2 separate regions of the Homo sapiens genome follow, and region 2 is linked to region 1. Evidence: read pairs that join two places in POLR2A ChIA-PET (ENCODE). Cell type or tissue: IMR-90. All regions are shown on one strand. Each heading gives the region's core, and the rest is flanking DNA. Links, peaks and the distances in the headings are about the cores only. Region 1 has its middle 15 kb from the start of CDYL-AS1. Region 2 holds the start of LOC105374897 (a long non-coding RNA gene).

Region 1 (10,174 bases), core at 995-8,994:
TTCATGCTGACCTAGGATAACTAAACCTTCTTAAAGTATCAACTATCATTCTTAACAGATGACTCTGGGACCTGAATATCACTTGAGTTCCAACTTCTTAGATTACCCACTGGATACTTCTACTGTCACCTCAAATTCATTGTGTCAACTATTAATCATTACTGTTCATTTCATGTTAGTGGCATCAAAAGACTTAGCAATAACAAGAAAACTTTTATCAATTATATACTACATACTACAACGGCTGCTTTAAAAACAAATCTCACTTAATCCTCTGAACCATCTTATAGGTGAGTTTTACCACCTTCACTTTACCTATTAGGAAATTGGAAATAAGAGAGGTAAAGAAAGTATACTTGTCTCACAGCAAGTATACTGCAAAACTTGAACTCAAGTGTCATGTTAAGTGGTCTCCCAAAAATTATATCTAAAATTAAATTATTTTTATTTTCTCTGTAACAAACTTTCTTCTTGTATGCCTATTTTTGCCTATGGTACCGTAATTCTCCTTCATATGGAAACTTGAAATTGTGAAGGTTTTTCCCTCCTCCTTATTATTTCTCCTGTCAAATCCATCTGTAAGTCCTGTAATATTGCCTCGTCCTGATTTTCCTTTCTTCCTTCCTCTAGTTCACACACTTACCCATTAAGGTCTCCAATAAATCTCTGCCCTCTCTTTCTGCTTTTAGCTCCTTGCACATTCTCCTCCCCTGAATGGCCACTGAACAACCTTTCAGAAGGCAGCAGTTGCCCTGTCCTCTAGTTGACCAGAAGCCTTCAGCTGATACAATGTCTTAAGGTCCTTTCCCTGACAGTCTAAGCTTTCCACATTTCGACTCCAACCTACTTTTCCAATAGCTGATAAAATTCACTCCACTCTTTTGCTCTCTTCACACTGCTTGGAATAGGCATTTTACTTTCTGCCTTCTAAACTTTGCTCACTCAGCCTTGCCTCTCAAAATAAATATCCTCCCACCTCTTTCCCTTAAAATGTCCAACTCAAGTCTCTGAGTTGGCTCTGTGGTTTTTACTTTCCTCTAAAGTTTACCTACTGTATTTATTATTTGTGTTACTCATTCAGCAGAAGCATATGTTGCCCTGTGTAGTAATTGTAGTAATTAAAATTATCGTGTGTATGTGTGTGTGTGTGTGTGTGTGTGTGTGTGTGTGTATCTTGCCTCCTTGGTCAGATTTTAAAATTCCTAGAGGGCAAAATGAATTACAACCATCTTCTACATCTCTCAGATGTTTGAAATGAGTTTACATGTAAATCATTCTACAAACAATATAGTATTCAAAGAAAGCAAATTACTTTGATAGAGGCAACAGGGTATAATAAAAAGAACATGGGTTTTGAAATTAAGAATATATGAATTCCAATCCAATCAGCTGTGTGAATTCAGTCAAGTTCAAATTTTTTAATAATATGGGTTACTTTTGTCACCTTATAGCTTATTGTGATGTTCATAGCTTATTACAAGAGAATTTAGGCCAATCCCTGCCATCCATGTATACTGAAAAGCAAAACTATTGTGGTTATTTGATGACTGAAGGGTATCACTGTCTTTTCAAGTCTTGTGTGAGCATAAGTGATTGGTATGAGTCACCATTGTACCTATAACTGATTGACATGAATAAATATACAGAATATAAACTCCAACTATTTTTTAAAAGTTTGTTGGATATTTCTGTATTTAGAAATATAACTTTAGTGTTGAAATAGTTGTCATCTAAACCAATGATGCCCAAACACAGGTCTGCAAGAAAATGAGAAAAACATTATTATAATGAGTTTTTTGGTTAAACTAAGTAATGCAATTGTTAGGATTATTCTGTATTTTGCAATTATGACTCTCCTACTTTTTGTGTGGGTTAACATTTCTTTGCTTTATAAAACAATGGTCATGATACATGGTAGAGGACAGTAGCTGTGGTTTTTGTTATTTCTATCATGGCTTTTCTTAACAAAACCAAGTTAGCAAACTGATGTTCATTTCCACAATAGCTTTGAAAATGTCACAGATCCATATTACCTCAAATGCTTGGAAACCATAATCTAGCCCAAGCTCTTTGTTTTAGAGTTGAGAATTATTTGACTTACAGAAGTTAAATTATTTGTCCGAGATCATGTAACTTACTACTGCAGACCCAATATGAGAATTCAACTCTATTAACTCTCAATGCAGAATATGCCTCATTATTTAAGTGAAAAACTGTCTTTTCTACAAATGAAAAGAAAACTCTATTTTTCGTATAACTTTTGAAGAAAAGGCATTGTGTAAATTTTATTTGCTAAAAATAATTTTATTAAGCCAGGTGTGGTAGTTCATGCCTGTAATCCCAGCACTGTGGGAGGCCGAGGCAGGAGGATTACTTGAGCCTAGGAGTTGTAGACCAGCCTGGGCAACATAGTGAAACATCATGTCAAATAAAAATAAGTAAATAAACTTATTAAAATCCTCCCAAAAGATGGCTTTATCACTAAATGAAAGAAACTGGATGATAAACTATACATCTGTAAAAATTTTTTAAAAACAAGTTTCCTAATTTGTTAATTTCATTTTTTTCTACTTATTTTCAAACAAAATTAACTTTTATTAAAAATATCTTTGTGGCCTGGTGCAGTGGCTCACACTTGTAATCCCAGCACTTTGGGAGGCTGAGGCAGGTGGATCATTTGAGGTCAGGAGTTCGAGACCAGCCTGGCCAATATGGTGAAATCCTGTCTCTACTAAAAATACAAAAATAGCAGGATGTGGTGGCTCATGCCTGTAGTCCCAGTTAATTGGGAGGCTGAAGTAGGAGAATCACTTGAACCCAGGAGGCAGAGGTTGCAGTGAGCTAAGATTACGCCACTGCACTCCAGCGTGGGTGACAGAACAAGACTCATGTCTTGAAAATAAATAAATATATATATATATATATATCTCTTTGTGGCCAGCACGGTGGCTCACATCTGTAATCCCAGCACTTTGGGAGGCAGAGACGGGTGGATCACTTGAGGTCAGGAATTCGAGACCAGCCTGGCCAAAGTGACAAAACCCATCTCTACTAAAAATACAAAAGAAATTAGCTGAGAGTGGTGACAAACACCTGTAAACCCAGCTACTTGGGAGGCTGAGGCACGAGAATCGCTTGAACCCGTGAGGCAGAGGTTGCCGTGAGCCGAGATCATGCCACTGCACTCCAGTCTGGGCAACAGAGAGAGACTCTGTCTCAAAAAAACACTTTGTGTACCTGAAGATTCTGGAAAATATAAGAGGAAGGAATAAAAACCCTATAATTCTAGAGAAAAGTCACAATTGACACTTTAACATAGTTCCTGCTACATATTTTTCGATGTATATTTTTGTACGGTTGAAACTATACTACATATTTCCTGATTCTTCATTTTACGTATTTATTTTAATTTCTTTAAAATATGTAATATATTTACATATTTTAAAGCTTGGAAAGAATAAACAGACATAGAGTGAAGAGGCTCTTTCTGATCTTTCTACCTCAATCACCCAGTTTTCTTTTTCTTTTTTTTTTTTTTTTTGAGATGGAGTCTCGTTCTGTCTCCCAGGCTGGAGTGCAGTGGCACGATCTCGGCTCACTGCAAACTCTGCCTCCCCGGGTTCACGCCATTCTCCTGCCTCAGCCTCCCGAGTAGCTGGGACTGCAGGTGCCTGCCACCACACCTGGCTAATTTTTTTGTATTTTTAGTAGAGATGGGGTTTCACCGTGTTACCCAGGATGGTCTCGATCTCCTGACCTTGTGATCCACGCGCCTCAGCCTCCCAAAGTGCTAGGATTACAGGCGTGAGCCACCGCGCCCGGCCAATCACACAGTTTTCTTCCTAACCAAAATTAATACAGTTGTTAAAAGTTTTCATATGTGTATCTTTCCAAAGAGACTTTGTGCATTTTATTCAGATTCTTTACCTTAATATTAAAACAGATTCACTTTCCATCTTATTTAAAATCATATAAAATGTCAATTTTAAGGCCCACATAATATTTTACTATACAGATATACCATAATTTGCTTAGTCCTGATTATCTATCAGACATTAAAATTGTTTCCAACTTTTGAGTTTTAGCAACTTTGTAGATCCTAGTGCTTAAATTAAAAGAGCCCATTGATCTTCTCATTTTAGAAATTGTAGGACTTGGTGGGTGCAGTGGCTCACACCTGTAATTCCATCACTCTGGGAGGCCGAGGTGGGTGGATCACCTGAGGTCAGGAGTTCAAGACCCGCCTGGCCATGGTGAATCCTCGTCTCTACTTAAAATGCAAAAATTAGCCGGGCGTGGGGGTGTGTGCCTGTAATCCCAGCTACTCAGGAGGCTGAGGCAGGAGAATCGCTTGAACCCAGGAGGTGGAGGTTGCAGTGAGCCGAGATCACGCCATTGCACTCCAGCCTGGGCAACAAGAGAGAAACTCCATCTCAAAAAAAAAAAAAAAAAAAAAAAAAAAAAAAAAAAAAAAAAAAAAAGAAGAAGAAAGAAAAGAAAAGAAAGAAAGAAAAAAGAAAAACAAAAGAAATTATAGGACTTTTACAGTAATTTTCCTTGAAGAGATTAGTTTCATTTTACCCCTATTCTCAAAAGCAAGTCTGTTGTTTTTTTCTGCTAAGGCTAGTCCATCAACCTGGGGTTGAAACAATCCTTTATCTCCATGAACTGACCTCAGTGAGTTACAGCCACATCCTCTTATACTTTGGAAAGAACATCCCTCAGCTCAGTGTTCCATAAATATTTATAGCAGGAATGCCCCAGTCCAAAGTGGATGGCATTTTGACCTCATCATTGTTGCTGACTCCCTGTATCCTGGGAGCTTAGAGGGTCGAAGCACTGTTGTTTAAGACACCCTTTGGAGCTCCCCCTTGAAAGCAAAGAGTAGTTATGCATTCAAACATACCCAAGGAATAGCACAGCAATACAAAAAAAAAAAAAAAATGATGACCCAAGTAGAAAGTATGCCCAAGAATAAATAAATGTTGATGCTGCTTTCAGAGGACTGTGAGAGTTGATGGGCTTTGTGCTGAATGCTAAAGACACTGGTTCATCATGGATTGGTCAGAAAAGAGTTTGCCTCATTTAGAGGAATATTCGTGGAGTTGGTGATGAATAGAGAAAGGTGAGGAAGGCTTCCCGAAGCAGAGGAGAAGCCATGAATTTGTTGCCTAGAAAAAGGTCTATGTGAAATAGAGCTCTTCAGAGTGAGAAATCTGGACCTACGCTATGAGGAAATTGGCATAAAAGGACCAAGAGGAAGCCTGACAAGAAAGGAAAATACTTGGTTAAAACAATTGCAGTAGAAAGGGAGAAATCTGGGCTTAATATAGATAGAACTGTCAAAGATAAGAGTAACTGCCAGAAAACCAACAAACAAAACTAGATAAATCAGTGAGCCTTCTGGGATTTTTTTTTTTTTCTGGGATTCTCTCTCAACCAACCCAACTCCCAGCCGCATCCCAACCCCCGTAGATAAAGTCTATTGTCCTTGTCCTATTCCTTGTAGTGGAAATTTAGCATGTTCTCAATTTGATGCAAAGTGTTACGTAACTCCAGGATCCAGCCCACTCTTCTGACTATATTTCCAACTATGTTATAATATTACTCTAAGACTCTCTTTTATAGAAATGTTCAAAGTAACTGTGGCAAAATTGTTTTTGCTCCCAACTATTGTACACACTTCATAAAAACTATTTCTACAACCTGAGAGCCAGTTGAGATAAGCTCTTGGCGGCAGATAAAGACCAAGATTGAGCACTCTCCAGTTACATATGTGTTAAACAGATCTTTAAACATATCCTTTCAAAGCTGTATCTCGAGGGATAATTTAATATAGGAATATAAGGTACCATGAGAGGGTCAATCACAGAAATATTTTTGGTGAGAGTGACTTTCCCCATGATTTTTTTTTCCCCAGACTGAGTCTTGCTCTGTCACCCAGGCTGGAGTGCAATGGCACAATCTCGGCTCGCTGCAAACTCCACCTCCCGGGTTCAATCTATTCTCCTGCCTCAGCCTCCTGAGTAGCTGAGATTACAGGCGTCCGCCACCACGCCCGGCTAATTTTTCTATTTTTAATAGAGACAGGGTTTCACCATGTTGGCCAGGCTGGTCTTGAACTCTTGACCTTGTGATCTGCCTGCCTCAGCCTCCCAAAGTGCTGGGATTACAGGCATGAGCCACCACGCCCGGCCCACTTTCCCCAGAATTGTTAAAGGTGACTACTTATGTGGTAGTATTCAAATACCCAAAGACCACCTACTCTAATTAGCAAAATAAGCTGTATTTGTATTGGTCCCATTCTTTCATTATTCTCAACCTGTTTCCTCTCTGTAAGATGGAAATAATATCTGTTTTATAGAATTGTCATAAAGGTTAAATCAGATTTCCAGTAATGGCAGACTAAATAAGTGTGATTGAGCTTCCTGCTAAGGACAACTAAGAAAGCTGGGGGAAAAGCATTTTAAGAATCTGATTCAAAGCAGTAGAGAACTAATAAGATGTTTAAAAACACTGAGCTAGGGTGGGGAAGCTTGGAAGCCCATGGAGGTGAGCCCGGAGTTTCTGTATGTTTTTCCCCTGTGAGCAAGACCAGAAGGCGGAGAGAACAACATGCTGAGTTATGATTTTGAAAGCCACAAAGATCTAAGGTGACAGGGATTGGTGCTCAGTTTCCATCAAGGGATGGGAGTCCTGGTGGATGAACTCTTCTCACACTGGATTAAAACTCTGAAGGACCTTAAGGAAAAGAGTAATTCAGAAGTAAGCACCCCTAGAGACTACAGCTTAGCTTTTAATTCTTTCAAGCCATGAAATTGATTTTAGGTGACATTTTAGTGTTTGAGCACTTAGGCAGCTGGCAGGAACAAACATATCCTCTCTGGAGAAATATAACATCATCTCAGACCTCAAATATATTTCTACATTTTGTAGATCCAATATCTGGCACATAATAAAAAATAATCAGACACACAAGGAGTAAAATAACATGAACTAATATCAATAGATACAGCAGACAATAGAAACAGACCTACAGAGGCTACAGGTGTTAGAGTTTGCACACTGACTTCAAACTAATGATCTTATTCAGGTCAAAGAGATTAAAAAAAAATCCAACAAGATTAAGAATTTCAACCAAGAACAACAACAACAAAAACTCAATAACAAATCAAAAGGATATTCCAGATTAAAGGGTACCAAAAAAAAAAAAAAAAAAAAAAAAGGTTTAAGAGCAGATGAGACACAATTAAAGCAAGAATTTGTAAACCAAAAGATAGATCAGGAGAAAGTACCCAGAATGTAGTAGAAAAACAAAATAATAGAAAAATCAGAAATGATAATACAACGCATAGGACTGTAGTGAAAAGCTGTAACATACGTTCATTGGAAACTCAGAAGGGAAGAAGAGACTGAGGTAGCAGCAATAATAAGAGATAATGGCTGACAAAATTTTGCAAGCTGGTAAAATAATTCAAAGACTCTATAAATCCTAGGAAACCCAACCAGGATAAATACACAAACGAATACCTAAACACATCATAGTAAAACTGCTGAAAACCCAAGACAAAGAGAAAATGGTAAAAATAGCAAGAGAAGAAAGATAGATTACCTTCAAAGGAGCAAAAATATAGCAGATTTCTCAATGGAAACAATTGAAAGTAGGAGACTATAAAATATACTAAAAGCACTGAGCAAAAGTAAGAAAATTGCCACTGAAATTCTATACCAGCTGATATAGCCTTCCATAAAAAGGTAAAATAAATAACTTTTTAGACAAACTAAAGCAAATATTAGATGTTTTTATAGCAGAAGGAAAATATCCAGCCTTGGAGATACAGTAAAAACAAAACAAAACAAAAAAACCAAAGGACAAAATAATGAGTTAAATATGTAGGTGACTCTAAATAAATATTGATTGCATAAGCCAATAATTATAATAATTTTTAGCAATTAAAATGAAGAATTAAAACACAAAGCAACAATAAGGATGGAATATAGAATTAGTGGTGTTGGAACATGGGTCAGTAGGACATGGAATAAATGGTGTAAAGTGTTCTAAGTTTCTTGTCCAGGAAAAAAATAAAAGTATTGGTATTACATTTAGTTAAGAAAAAGACACACTTAATATTTAGGGTTATTACTGTATATATTTTAAAGGAATATATGGCTTTCCAGGTAATAAGGAGAAAAATAATAGAATAATTTTTTTGTAGGGCCAGGCGCGGTGGCTTACATCTGTAGTCCCAGCACTTTGGGAGGCCAACATGGGCGGATCACTTGAGATCAGGAACTCAAGACCAGCCCTGTCAACATAGTGAAACCTCATCTCTACTAAAAATACAAAAATTAGCTGGGCATGGTGGCGTGTGCCTATAGTTCCAGCTACTCAGGAGGCTGAAGCAGGAGAATCACTTGAACCCGGGAGGCAGAGGTTGCAGTGAGCCGAGATCATGCCACTGCACTCTAGCCTGGGCAACAGAGTGAGACTCCATCCCCCAACCCCAAAAAAGAAAAATTTGTTGTAAAGTTCTCAATCAGTCTGGAACAAATCAATGAAGGAAAGAAAAAGAAACAGAACAAGTAGGAAAAATAGAACATATTGAATAATACCTAGAATTATACGTAGAATCAAAATTACACATACCAGTAATTACTTTAAATGTAAATGGACTAAATATCCCAATTAAAAGACAAAGATTATCAAACTGGATTAAAAAATAAAAGTGTTAATTGTAAGAGACATGTAAAACTTAAGAATCCAGAAAGTTTAAAAAACACATTTGGAGAAAGATTTAGCTATCATACAAACACAAAAGAAATTTGGTTGTAGGTTTTTTTTCATTTTTTGTTTTTTGTTTTTGAGATGGAGTCTTGCTCTGTTGCCCAGGCTGGAGTGCAATGGCATGATCTCGGCTCACTGCAGCCTCTGCCTTCCAGGTTCAAAAGATTCTCCTGCCTCAGCCTCCTGAGTAGCTGGGATTACAGGCGCACACCCCCACGCCTGGCTAATTTTTGCATTTTTAGTAGAGGTGGGGTGTCACCATGGTGGTCAGGCTGGTCTCAAGCTCCTGACCTCATGATCTGTCCACCTCAGCCTCCCAAAGTGCTGGGATTACAGGCGTGAGCCACTGCACCCAGTCAGTTGTAGGTATCTTAATATCAAAGTAGACAATGTAAAAAGCATTATTGGTGTCTTTATAATGACAAAATGCTTCCTTCACCAGATAGATTATAACAATTTTAAACTTGTATGTACCTAGAAACATAGTTTAAAAATATGCAAAGCAAAAACTACACAGAAAGGCTTAGACAAATTCATAGTCATGTTGGGATATTTTAATGCACCTGTCCCAGTAACTAATAGAATATTTGAACAACATAAACAGTAAAATACAGCAAAATTAAACACACACACATATATATAATAGAGAGAAAACACTGCATAACAACTAAAAAATACATAGTCTTTTGAAGTACCACATAAAATATGTATAAAACTTAAGCAATTTTGTGACATAAGTGTTAACAAATTTTAAAGGATTGAAATTCTACAGATTATATTCTTTCACTACAATGTTATTAAGCCAGAAATTGGCTGGGTGTGGTGGCTCACGCCTGTAATCCCAGCACTTTGGGAGGTCAAGGTGGGTGGATTAACTGAGGTCAGGGGTTTGAAACCAGCCTGGCCAATGTGACGAAACCCATCTCTACTAAAGTACAGAAAATCAGCCAGGCATGGTGGTGGGCACTTGTAATCCCAGCTACTTAGGGAGGCTGAGGCATGAGAATCACTTGAACCCGGGAGGCAGAGGTTGCAGTAAGCTGAGATCGCACCACTGTACTCCAGCCTTGGTGACAGAGGGAGACTTCGTCTCAAAAAAAAAAAGACAAATAAAAATAACTAGAAAATCCTTATTTTTTGAAATTTTAAAATATCTTTCTAATAACATGTGGCTCAAAGAAGAAACCACAATGGAAATTATAACATATTTTCAACTAAATAATAATAAAAATACAAACTATTAAGACTTGTGGGATGCAGGGGAATTTATAGGTTTTAATTCATACATTTGAAAAGAAGACTGAAGATCAATGAACAAAGTCATCTTTTTTGTTTCCCGTTTTTTTTTTTTTGATACAGAGTCTTGCTCTGTCGCGCAGGCTGGAGTGC
Region 2 (10,174 bases), core at 1,294-9,293, 130 kb after region 1:
ATTAGGTAAATAGTGGCCTCATATAAAGTGTGGTAAATTGTTTTCTAATTACTGGAAGAGTTTATGAAGAACAGGTATTTTTAAAAATTTTGGTAGAATTCACCAGTGAAGCTATCTAATCCTATGCTTTTTTTAAGGGAGGTTTTGATGATCAGTCTTATATAGGCCTGTTTAGATTTTCTTGGTTCATTTTGACTAGTTTGTATATTTCTAGGAATTTGTTTATTTCATCTGAGTTGTTAAAATTATTGGCATATAGTTGTTCATAGTATTTTAATTATTTTTATTTCCATATGGTTTGTAGTAATGTTCCCTCTTTAATTCCTGGTATTAGAAATGTGGATGTTTATTTTTCTTAATCAAAATAAGTAAAAGTTTGTCAATTTTGTTAATTTTTTTAAAAGAAACTTTTGGTTGTGTTGCTTTTAAAATATTGCTTTTCAGTTTATTAAGTTCTAAATTGTTTCTTTTCTCCTGCTTGCCTTGGGTTTAGTTTCCTTTTTTGCCAGTGTCCTAAGATAAAGGGTTAGGTTATTGATTTGAGGTCTTTCTTCTTTTTAGTGTAGGTGTTCACTGGTAGAAATTTCCCTCCCATCACTGCTTTTGCTGTATTCCATAAGTTTTGGTATGTTGTGGTTTCCAACTTCTCTTGAGACATTTTGGGGGGAGGTGGCCCATTGATTATTTAGCATGGGTTAATTTCTGCATATTTATGAATTTTCCCAACTTCTTTGTTATTTTCAGTATCATCCCCATTTGGAGATAGAACTTGCATGATTGCAATCCTTTTAAATGTACTGAGCTTATCTTAAGACTTAGCATATGGTCTGTGCTGGCGAGTATCCTGTGTGTGCTTGAGAAGAATGTATATTCTGCTGTTGTTGGGTGCAGAGTTATCTCCTTGTCAGACTTGCATAATGTTTCCATCACAATAATTAATGGAGCAGTTTGCCTGCCCCTGGATGTCTTATTGCTCCTTCACAGTCTGATGCTGAGATCTCAAGCTATGGCTGCCTGCCGGTTAACTCAAAGAATGGTTTTCATACCTTTTTTTTTTTCTTTTTTTTGAGACGGAGTCTTGCACTGTCGCCCAGGCTGGAGTGCAGTGGCTCGATCTTGGCTCACCGCAACCTCCACCTCCTGGTTCAAGCAATTCTCCTGCTTCAGCCTCCTGAGTAGCTGGGACTACAGGTGTGCACCACCATGCCCAGCTAATTTTGTGTATTTTTAGTAGAGACGGGGTTTCACCATGTTGTCCAGGCTGGTCTCAAACTCCTGACCTCGTGATCCGCCCGCCTTGGCCTCCCAAAGTGCTGGAATTACAGGCGTGAGCCACCGTGCCCGGCCCACATTTTTTTACTAGCTGGAAAAGATCAAAAGAATAATAATATTTTATGATGTGTGAGTTATAAAATTCAAATTTTAGTGTCCATAGATAGAGGGTTTTTTTGTTTTTGTCTTTGTTTAATGCCATTTCATTCATTACATATTGTGTCTCGCTACTTCCTTGCTATAAGAACAGGGTTAAGTGATTGGGAGACCAGATGACCCATAAGCCTAAAACATTTACTCTTTGGCAGTTTATGTAAAGTTTGCCAACTCCTGGTCTAATGTGTCCACTATGACTTCCTTATGTATACTCAGTCTGGCCACTGAGTATGCCTAAAAACGGAGCACACACCTACCGTTAGCTGCGGAGGCTACTGTTGCTCTTCCTCTTTGCTCAATTTCCTGAGGAGGGAGGGACAGGATCTGCCTGGGGCCTGGCAGCAGCAGGTCCCCAGGGATGCTGGCCCTGGGGGAACCAGTGGTACATGGTTAAGGAGGGAGGGGAAACAAAAGCAGTGTGCTCCACCAGGCTCCTGCCTCGGCTCTAAGGAAACAGAGGAAAGCAAACGGGAATACTCTGGTTTAGTATACTGCCCGCTTCTGGAGTGGACATTGATTTAAGGTGGGTTGGGCAGGAGGCAGGGGGAACATTAAACATAGCTTTCCTACAAGACATAATCTCATTGCCCCTTTTCTTTTAAAACTCTTAAACTATTTCTGCAAAAACGTCATCTATGTGGACTTTTCCAGAAATATGTCTTTTACTTAAATTGAAATACACCCTCATACACAACTATTCACAAGTGAAGGAGCAAGGGAAAAATCGCTTTCAAGAGCTTTCCCTGCTATGATACGGACCGCGTGGACTCGCCCTTGGTGACCTGACGTTAATTCTGACTCTGTGGAGATCTGTCAGACGTGAAATCGGCCCTGTGATGAGCTAAGGTCTTGCTGTTCCTAATCCTTTTTTCTCAGAAGCAATAATATGTATTTAATTTTAGGCTGTTCAGTAGTTAAGGGCTTCAGTTTTCTATATCTCAAGTAGATATACTGGAGAGTTTTTTATTTCTTTGAGAGCAGAGAAAATGATGGGGATGGGGTATTCTCCCGTTCTCTACGATCATCAGCACTTCTACTCATTAGGCTCGAGTATTTGGGGATGTTAGAGAACCAGGCATGCCACAGTTTCGCCTGACCTACCTCTAACTGCCAGAAATGTACTGACGTTCTTAATAATTGATAGGTGCAGACCTTTGCGTTCTTAATTAAAGAGCCACTCCGTGGCTGTAGGCCTCTGCCCACAAGATACAGAGTCACATGCTGCCCCCAGGATGCAAGCTGATGCTTTTATAGTAACTGCAGATGTAATAACAGATTCTAGGTATTTCTTCAGTAACGTATGGAGGCACTGTGTCACATAACTCTCGTTCATGTGAGTAGCGGAAGATCTCTCTTCCATTTACGCTTCAGATGTTAAGGTAGTAGAATTTGTCACGGTGATAAAACGTGCTTACAAGGCAGGGTTGTGTGAATTGATAAATTTGATCCAAAATGTATTGGTCATCCATTTCAATGATTAACAGCATCTCCATTGAAAGATGTTAGTGTAAAATTAATTAAAACCAAGATTTGAAAATAACCTGATCGCTCTAGACTGTTTTATTACAATCAAGTATGATGTTCTCTGTTGACCTTTTTAGTTTTAATTGAGTGCTTCTGAATGATACTTGTGATACAGATCATATGTTTCTTTGATGGCAGTTTCACACCACAGAAGGTTCTCAGCGCCTTGTAGCTCATTGCTGTCACCACTCCAGGCTGTTGCCTGGGTGCCCGCTGCTGGAACCCTGGGATGACCAGGCACAGCTGCAGATGCCTCGAGCTGCTCCAGCCATGAGTGTGGAAACCAACTCGGTGGTCAGGCTTCAACACAGAAATAGCAGAGAGCCCCTTTCAGTCACAAGAAACATAAGTCACCTAATGCATATCCACACGTTCTCAGCATAAAAATTTAGCATCTTGTTTGACTTACTTTCAGGGAAATTGTCCACAACCCAAATGGCCTATTACTATTTTATTGAGGTTGCAGAAGAGATCATTTTATCATCTATTGTGGTTTTTGCTATTTTTGATGTTTCCTAATGAAACTTGCACTTTTCCCCCCAAATTTTGATTTTTTTAAAACTATTTTTTTCCTTTTATGAACAGGTTGAAAGGATTGTTGACAAAAGGAAAAATAAAAAAGGGAAGACAGAGTATTTGGTTCGGTGGAAAGGCTATGACAGCGAGGACGACACTTGGGAGCCGGAACAGCACCTCGTGAACTGTGAGGAATACATCCACGACTTCAACAGACGCCACACGGAGAAGCAGAAGGAGAGCACATTGACCAGAACAAACAGGACCTCTCCCAACAATGCTAGGAAACAAATCTCCAGATCCACCAACAGCAACTTTTCTAAGACCTCTCCTAAGGCACTCGTGATTGGGAAAGACCACGAATCCAAAAACAGCCAGCTGTTTGCTGCCAGCCAGAAGTTCAGGAAGAACACAGCTCCATCTCTCTCCAGCCGGAAGAACATGGACCTAGCGAAGTCAGGTATCAAGATCCTCGTGCCTAAAAGCCCCGTTAAGAGCAGGACCGCAGTGGACGGCTTTCAGAGCGAGAGCCCTGAGAAACTGGACCCCGTCGAGCAGGGTCAGGAGGACACAGTGGCACCCGAAGTGGCAGCGGAAAAGCCGGTCGGAGCTTTATTGGGCCCCGGTGCCGAGAGGGCCAGGATGGGGAGCAGGCCCAGGATACACCCACTAGTGCCTCAGGTGCCCGGCCCTGTGACTGCAGCCATGGCCACAGGCTTAGCTGTTAACGGGAAAGGTGAGTGTCTAGGGAGCTGCTCAGGCTCCGTGGTGATCCCAGAGGGCTCGGGTCCTTCTCTAGAGATCAGGCCTTGAGCTGGGCAGAGTCCGGGGCTTCTCACGGCATCTGCTGGAGCCTTGCAGAGATTTCGCCTTCTCCTTTCTTCGCTGGAAGCCTTTGATATTTCTCTTAATTCGGCAACTAGTTTTTTCTGTGTAATTCGCCATCCACAGACTGTGCTACCACACTGACTTGCTTTAAACAGTATCTCCCTCTAACTAGGTTATTAGGTGATAAGTTTTTACAGCAAGTTTCTGAAGCTGTCTACCTTTCTTCACCTCTGAAGTGCTGAGTCTTGTCTCGTGTTAAGCGTTTTCTTCTAAGTGTGGCCAGCATTGATACAGAAGTGCAGGTTCTTATTTTGCTCATCTGTGTGAATACCCAGGAATGCCTTTCAGTGGGAGCGTTGCTAACCCAGCAGAGCCTTTGGGAGCCGGGCTCGTTTCTCTGTTGTGATCGGCAGTGCAGGTGCCATTGCTTCCCCCGTCAGAGCCCAGTCTGCCTGGCACCGGTGGTGTCCTCTGTTTTACTCTCATCCCCAGCCCCGCTCCTGGGTTCTGCAGCTGCCTTGGTTGTGCCATGACCTGTCCATCTCCCAGGACAGCACAACTGGGAGTTCACATGGGTGGCTTCCTTCTCCTCACTTGCCACACTGTGCCGGCCACAGTTTTCTCTTACGAGGCCTCATGACTTCTCACCTGCTGGAGCTTTCTAATAGGGCTTCCTGCTTCCTGCCTTCTGACAGCTCCCATCCCTTTTCAGTCATTCTTGGACGAGGGTGGTGTCCACTGGTGCCCCCACCCCATTGCCTTCAGTAGCAGGTGTGCCCTGTGTGTCTGCGACCTGGCGCTCCGCTGCCCTCTGGCTCGCTCTCTCTGTCAGCACCAGGGCCGCACGTGGTCCCTTCCTCTCCATCTGCTCAGGGGCCCCCACCACCTGGCCCTCTCCTCTCTCTCCCTTCTGAGTTGTAGTCTTAAAATTGTCTCTTTAGCCGGGCGTGGTGGCTCATGCCTGTAGTCTCAACACTTTGGGAGGCCGAGGAGGGCAGATCGCTTGAGGTCAGGAGTTCGAGACCAGCCTGGCCAACATGGTGAAACCCCGTCTCTACTAAAAATACAAAAATTAGCCAGGCGCGGTGGCGCGCACCTGTAATCCCGGCTGCTCAGGAGGGTGAGGCACAAGAATCGCTTGAACCCAGGAAGCAGAGGTTGCAGTGAGCCGAGATGGTGCCATTGCACTCCAGCCAGGGTGACAGAGTGAGACTCCGTCTCCCAAAAAAAAAAAAAAAAGAGACTCCGTCTCTTTACCTGTGTGTGTCTCCTCCAACCCAAGCTCAGTAGAATAATAGCAAACAAAATACAATGGTGTTGGTTTGTTTGGGGAGCTACTTTCCTCTAAAGCGAAGTGTTCACTAAGACATTCTAACCGTCCTGCTTTGGTGCATTCAACAGGTTTTCTCCTCGGCCCAGGCCCTTGTGTAGCAAAAAAGTGGAATATGAACTGAAATCTGGGGTCTCCCTTTGACAGGAAATTGCCATCTTGCCAATGTTTTTCAGATACACACTTGACCCAAACGGTGCCTTTTCCGGCTTCATTGGAGCTTGTGAACTTGTTTGCAGGTTTGACTTCCTATATTGTTTGACCTCATGGATACAGTTTTCTCTTACTTAGTTGTATGTGAGGGATCAGAGAAGTTCAGAGGTAGAAGGGACTCACTTAATAGCACGCTCTATTTTGCAGTTAGGGAAGTCGAGTCCAGAGAGAAGATGATGTTCATGGAGAGAACCGAAGCCAGAAGGGGAACCAGAGCGCGTGCCTTAGTGCCTCCCTGGCGTTCTTCCCAGCATTGCTTGTTGCCTCCTGGACAGATAAGCACCTCCGTCTTCATTGATGACTTGGGGGCCAGGCACGGTGCTGGACTGTAGTGCTACCAAAAAGGACTGATGAGCTATAGTCCGTGGGCTTGGCCCTGCCCTGCTCCTGGTTTTGTATGACCTGCAAGCTCAGAATGGATTTTACATTTCCTGATTTTGGAAAAAGAAAAAAATCGGGAGGAATATTTACTAACGTGAAAATATAAGAAATTAAGATTTCTGTGTTCACACATAAAGTTTTCTTGGAACACAGCTAACCATCCATTACTATGAATGAATGGAGCTATCCATTCATTTACTTCCACCACCAATCCCGGCTAATTTTTGTATTTTTAGTAGAGACAGGGTTTCACCACGTTGGCCAGGCTGGTCTCAAACTCCTGACCTCAAGTGATCCACCTGCCTTGGCCTCCCAAAATGCTGGATTACAGGCGTGAGCCACTGCATCTGACCTACTTGGCTCTTTACAGAGAGGATACCTGATCTCTGCTCTTAGGAGGCCATAGATCTGTGAGCCCCCTTTTTTGTCCACAAAAGTCGTGTGTGTGTGTGTGTGTGTGTATATGTGTATATACACACATGTGTATGTGTGTGTATATATACACACGTACGTGTGTATATATACACATATGTATGTGTGTATATGTGTATGCATGTGTATATATACGTATGTGTATATGTGTATGCATATGTGTATACTTGTGTGTATGTTTATACATATATGTATGTATGTGTATATATGTATCTATATACACATGTACATATGGGTATATATGTATCTATATGCACATATATGTACATGTGTGTATATGTATCTATATGCATATATATGTGCATGTGTGTATATGTATCTATACACATACATGTACATATGTGTATGTATATATGTGTATATATGTATACATGAGTATATATGTACATATGTGTATAGATACATATATGTACAGATGTGTATATATGTGCATGTATACATGTATGTATATATGTGCATATATGCATGTATGTATATATGTGCATATATGCATGTATGTATATATGTGCATATATGCATGTATGTATATATGTGCATATATGCATGTATGTATATATGTGCATATATGCATGTATACATGTATACGTATATATGCATGTATACATGTATACGTATATATGCATATATACATGTATACATATATACGTATATATGTATATATACATGTATACATATATACGTATATATGTATATATACATGTATACATATATGTGTATATGTGTGTGTGTATATATATACACACATTTTTTGTTTTGAGAACCCTTGATTTTCAAAACTTCGAGCCAACAAGGTTAAGAGCTCTAGTCCTTAACCCGCACGTCCAGTTTTGGTTGGAGACCACCTCCAATGCGATCTTGCTGGTTCCCTCTCGTGTGTTAGTTCTTTCAAAATGAACTGCAGCCCTCGCCAGATCCACATTGCGCTTTCACCACATGTGAAACAATTCGCAACAAGAACCTTCATTCCTTTATATTTCTTATATAAGGAAGATAATAATAGCTTCCATTTAAATGAGGATTTAGTGACTTCCTTTCTAAAAAACATCCATCCACACATGTGGCATTGGTTAAACCAAAAGGGATGTGTAAGCATAGAATCTTAAATTATTTTACCTTGTTGTGCGGAGTTGGGAGGTTGGGTTGGGAATGACAGTATTTTTCCAAGGCCCTCACCATCATTTTTCTCCAAAGCTATGATCTCTACCCCTCTCTCACTTCTGCCTGGGCGCTGGTCAGATCAGCCCTGACCCCTGTATACTGCTGAGAATATAATCACTAGTTAGAGGAAAATAGAAGCTGTTAGGGAGCATTTTTAGGACAGTGGTGAATGACATCCCCTGCGGCCTTGATCTAAATCAGGCTTGCAGATTAACGAGGAGGAAGTCTTTCTGGAAGAAAAGCAACTGCAAAGCTGGTGGAGCCCCTGACAGCAGGCCTCCTGTGGATTTGGGAGGGTCAGTTCTGTCGCTGCCCTGGTACCTGTGCAGAGAAGAGCTTTGTTATACTCTGCTAGATCGTAAGCTCCAAGAAAGCATTTTGTTTTTCCAGACTAAATCGAACTGTGCCCAGAATGGTGCCTGCCGTGTAGTCGGTGCTCTGCAAGTACTTGTGGATGGAGTGATTCCAGTAGAATGGGTGCGCATGGAAGACAAGGGTTGTTGTAAGGAGTCATTTGTGGCCTGGGTCTTTTGCTCAGAGAGGAGGGAAGGAGAGCAGGAGGGGAGAAATGCTATTGAAATAACAACATATATGGCCAGAAACACAGACATTCCAGAAAGCCCTCGTTCGCCCTCTGGCACATGCTTCCTGAATGAGGAGAAGCCGCGCTGAAGCTCTGTTAGGCTGTTGGTCCACACTCAGACACTTTTTAAGCCATTGTTTGTTTTTACTTTCTAGACTAATTTTAGAGCTACGTAAAGAAACTGATTTGTTTTTCTAAAACTAATTGAAGTAGATACTGGTGGAGTCATTGGGAAACGAACCATCATTCAAAACATTAATCATATACTGAAGGAATATTTTTGCCACCAAAAACCACAGATATTTGAATATCTGTGAACCCAAAGAATGAATGTTTCTGGAGTATTTTCACACACACTCACTTTTATAGAATAACCATATATGTGTTTGCTTTTTAATTATTTTAAGTATGACGCAAAGGCTTAAATGAATATATTATTTCACTCAGAAATGTGAGAAATTCTAAAATTTAGGTGATGCAGCTAGCTGTCTTCTTTCTCTCTATCAATGTTTAATGGTAATTTCTTGCTCTTTTAATTCCCTAATGAATTAATCCTACAAAAGAAGTAATTGCTTTTAAAAACTGGATTATCGTAACTTTGTCCTTTCATGGATTCAAACATATAATTCATCATCATTCCGTAAGTATGAAATTTCAGAAAATGCTATTAGCAAACTTAAAACAAATAGGTGTAAACCTTATCAGTGTTGTGACATAGGGTTGGCTTTTGGATTTCATATTGAAGCCAACAGACCTAGTAGGAAAATGACTGAGGAAATATTAATACCTTAGCACACCTTGCATTTCATGAGCATTTCAACCAAAGGAAACTCCTAAGAGAAAGTGTTGAGGAAAACCTGGCTGCTTCTGAGGAGCTGGAGTGTGATTTCCTCTCAGTAAGAATATGAGTAGATGATCCATCTCCCTTTCCTCTGTGATTATCAGGGAAGTATAAGAGGCACAGCTGCCCTCTAGGAAGAAGCCCCAGGGCTTTCTAGGGCCTTTTATGATTTAGTCTCAGAAATTAGAACTTAACCCCAGGGAAGATTAACAAATCAGGAGACCAGGCCAGGTGTGGTGGCTCACACTTGTAATCCCAGCGCTTTGGGAAGCTGAAGCTGGAGGATAGCTTGAGGCCAGGAGTTTGAGACCAGCCTGGGCAACATAGTAAGGACCCCATCTTCATAAAAATAACTATTTTCCTAGGTTTTGAAGGTTTTTGTTTTTTTTTTTTAAATTATCCAGGCATGAGGCCAAGGCGGGCGGATCATGAGGTCAGGAGATCAAGACCATCCTGGCTAACAGTGAAACCCTGTCTCTACTAAAAATACAAAAAAAATTAGCCAGGCGTGGTGGCAGGTGCCTGTAGTCCCAGCTACTCGGGAGGCTGAGGCAGGAGAAAGGCGTGAACCCAGGAGGCAAGAGGTTGCTGTGAGCCGAGATCACGCCACTGCACTCCAGCCTGGGCAATTGAGCAAGACTGCGTCTCCACCAAAAAAAAAATCCAGGCATGGTGACTACATGCCCCCTGTAGTCCCAGCTACTTAAGAGGCTGAGGTGGGAGGATTGCTTGAGCCCAGTAAATCAAGGCTACAGTGAGCTATGGTTGCACCACTACACTCCAGCCTATTCCACAGAGCAAGACCCTGTCTCAAAAAGAAAAAAAAACGAAAAGGCAGCAGTGCCCAGACCAGCGCCCAGAGGTAGCAGCTATTCCCTGGGGCCACAGCAGGAAACCTCCACTTGAAAAGAGAAGACATTTGAAGTCAAGTTACAGCAAA

Evidence for each region. ChIA-PET counts read pairs that join two places held together with the same protein. Peaks named below come from ENCODE experiments on the same cell type or tissue, not always from the same donor. Only the 100,000 strongest peaks of a DNase experiment are listed, where the experiment ranks them.
Region 2: POLR2A ChIA-PET joins it to region 1 with 17 read pairs; 4 of 35 experiments call an interaction of 5 or more read pairs at or near these places.

The regions. Positions count from the first base shown.
Region 1 is chr6:4,755,445-4,765,618 of GRCh38, forward strand. It overlaps a transcript of CDYL not described here. Among named protein-coding and RNA genes, the nearest start is that of CDYL-AS1, 15 kb to the right of the region's middle. In IMR-90, for the core only: no CTCF peak of the experiment used is centred there; a DNase peak (open chromatin) is centred at 1,027.
Region 2 is chr6:4,888,176-4,898,349 of GRCh38, forward strand. CDYL (chromodomain Y like) reads left to right here. Exons shown (of 7, transcript NM_004824.4): 2 at 3,538-4,204. It overlaps LOC105374897 (a long non-coding RNA gene), which reads left to right and starts at 4,211. Exons shown (of 2, transcript XR_926412.3): 1 at 4,211-10,174. In IMR-90, for the core only: no CTCF peak of the experiment used is centred there; no DNase peak of the experiment used is centred there.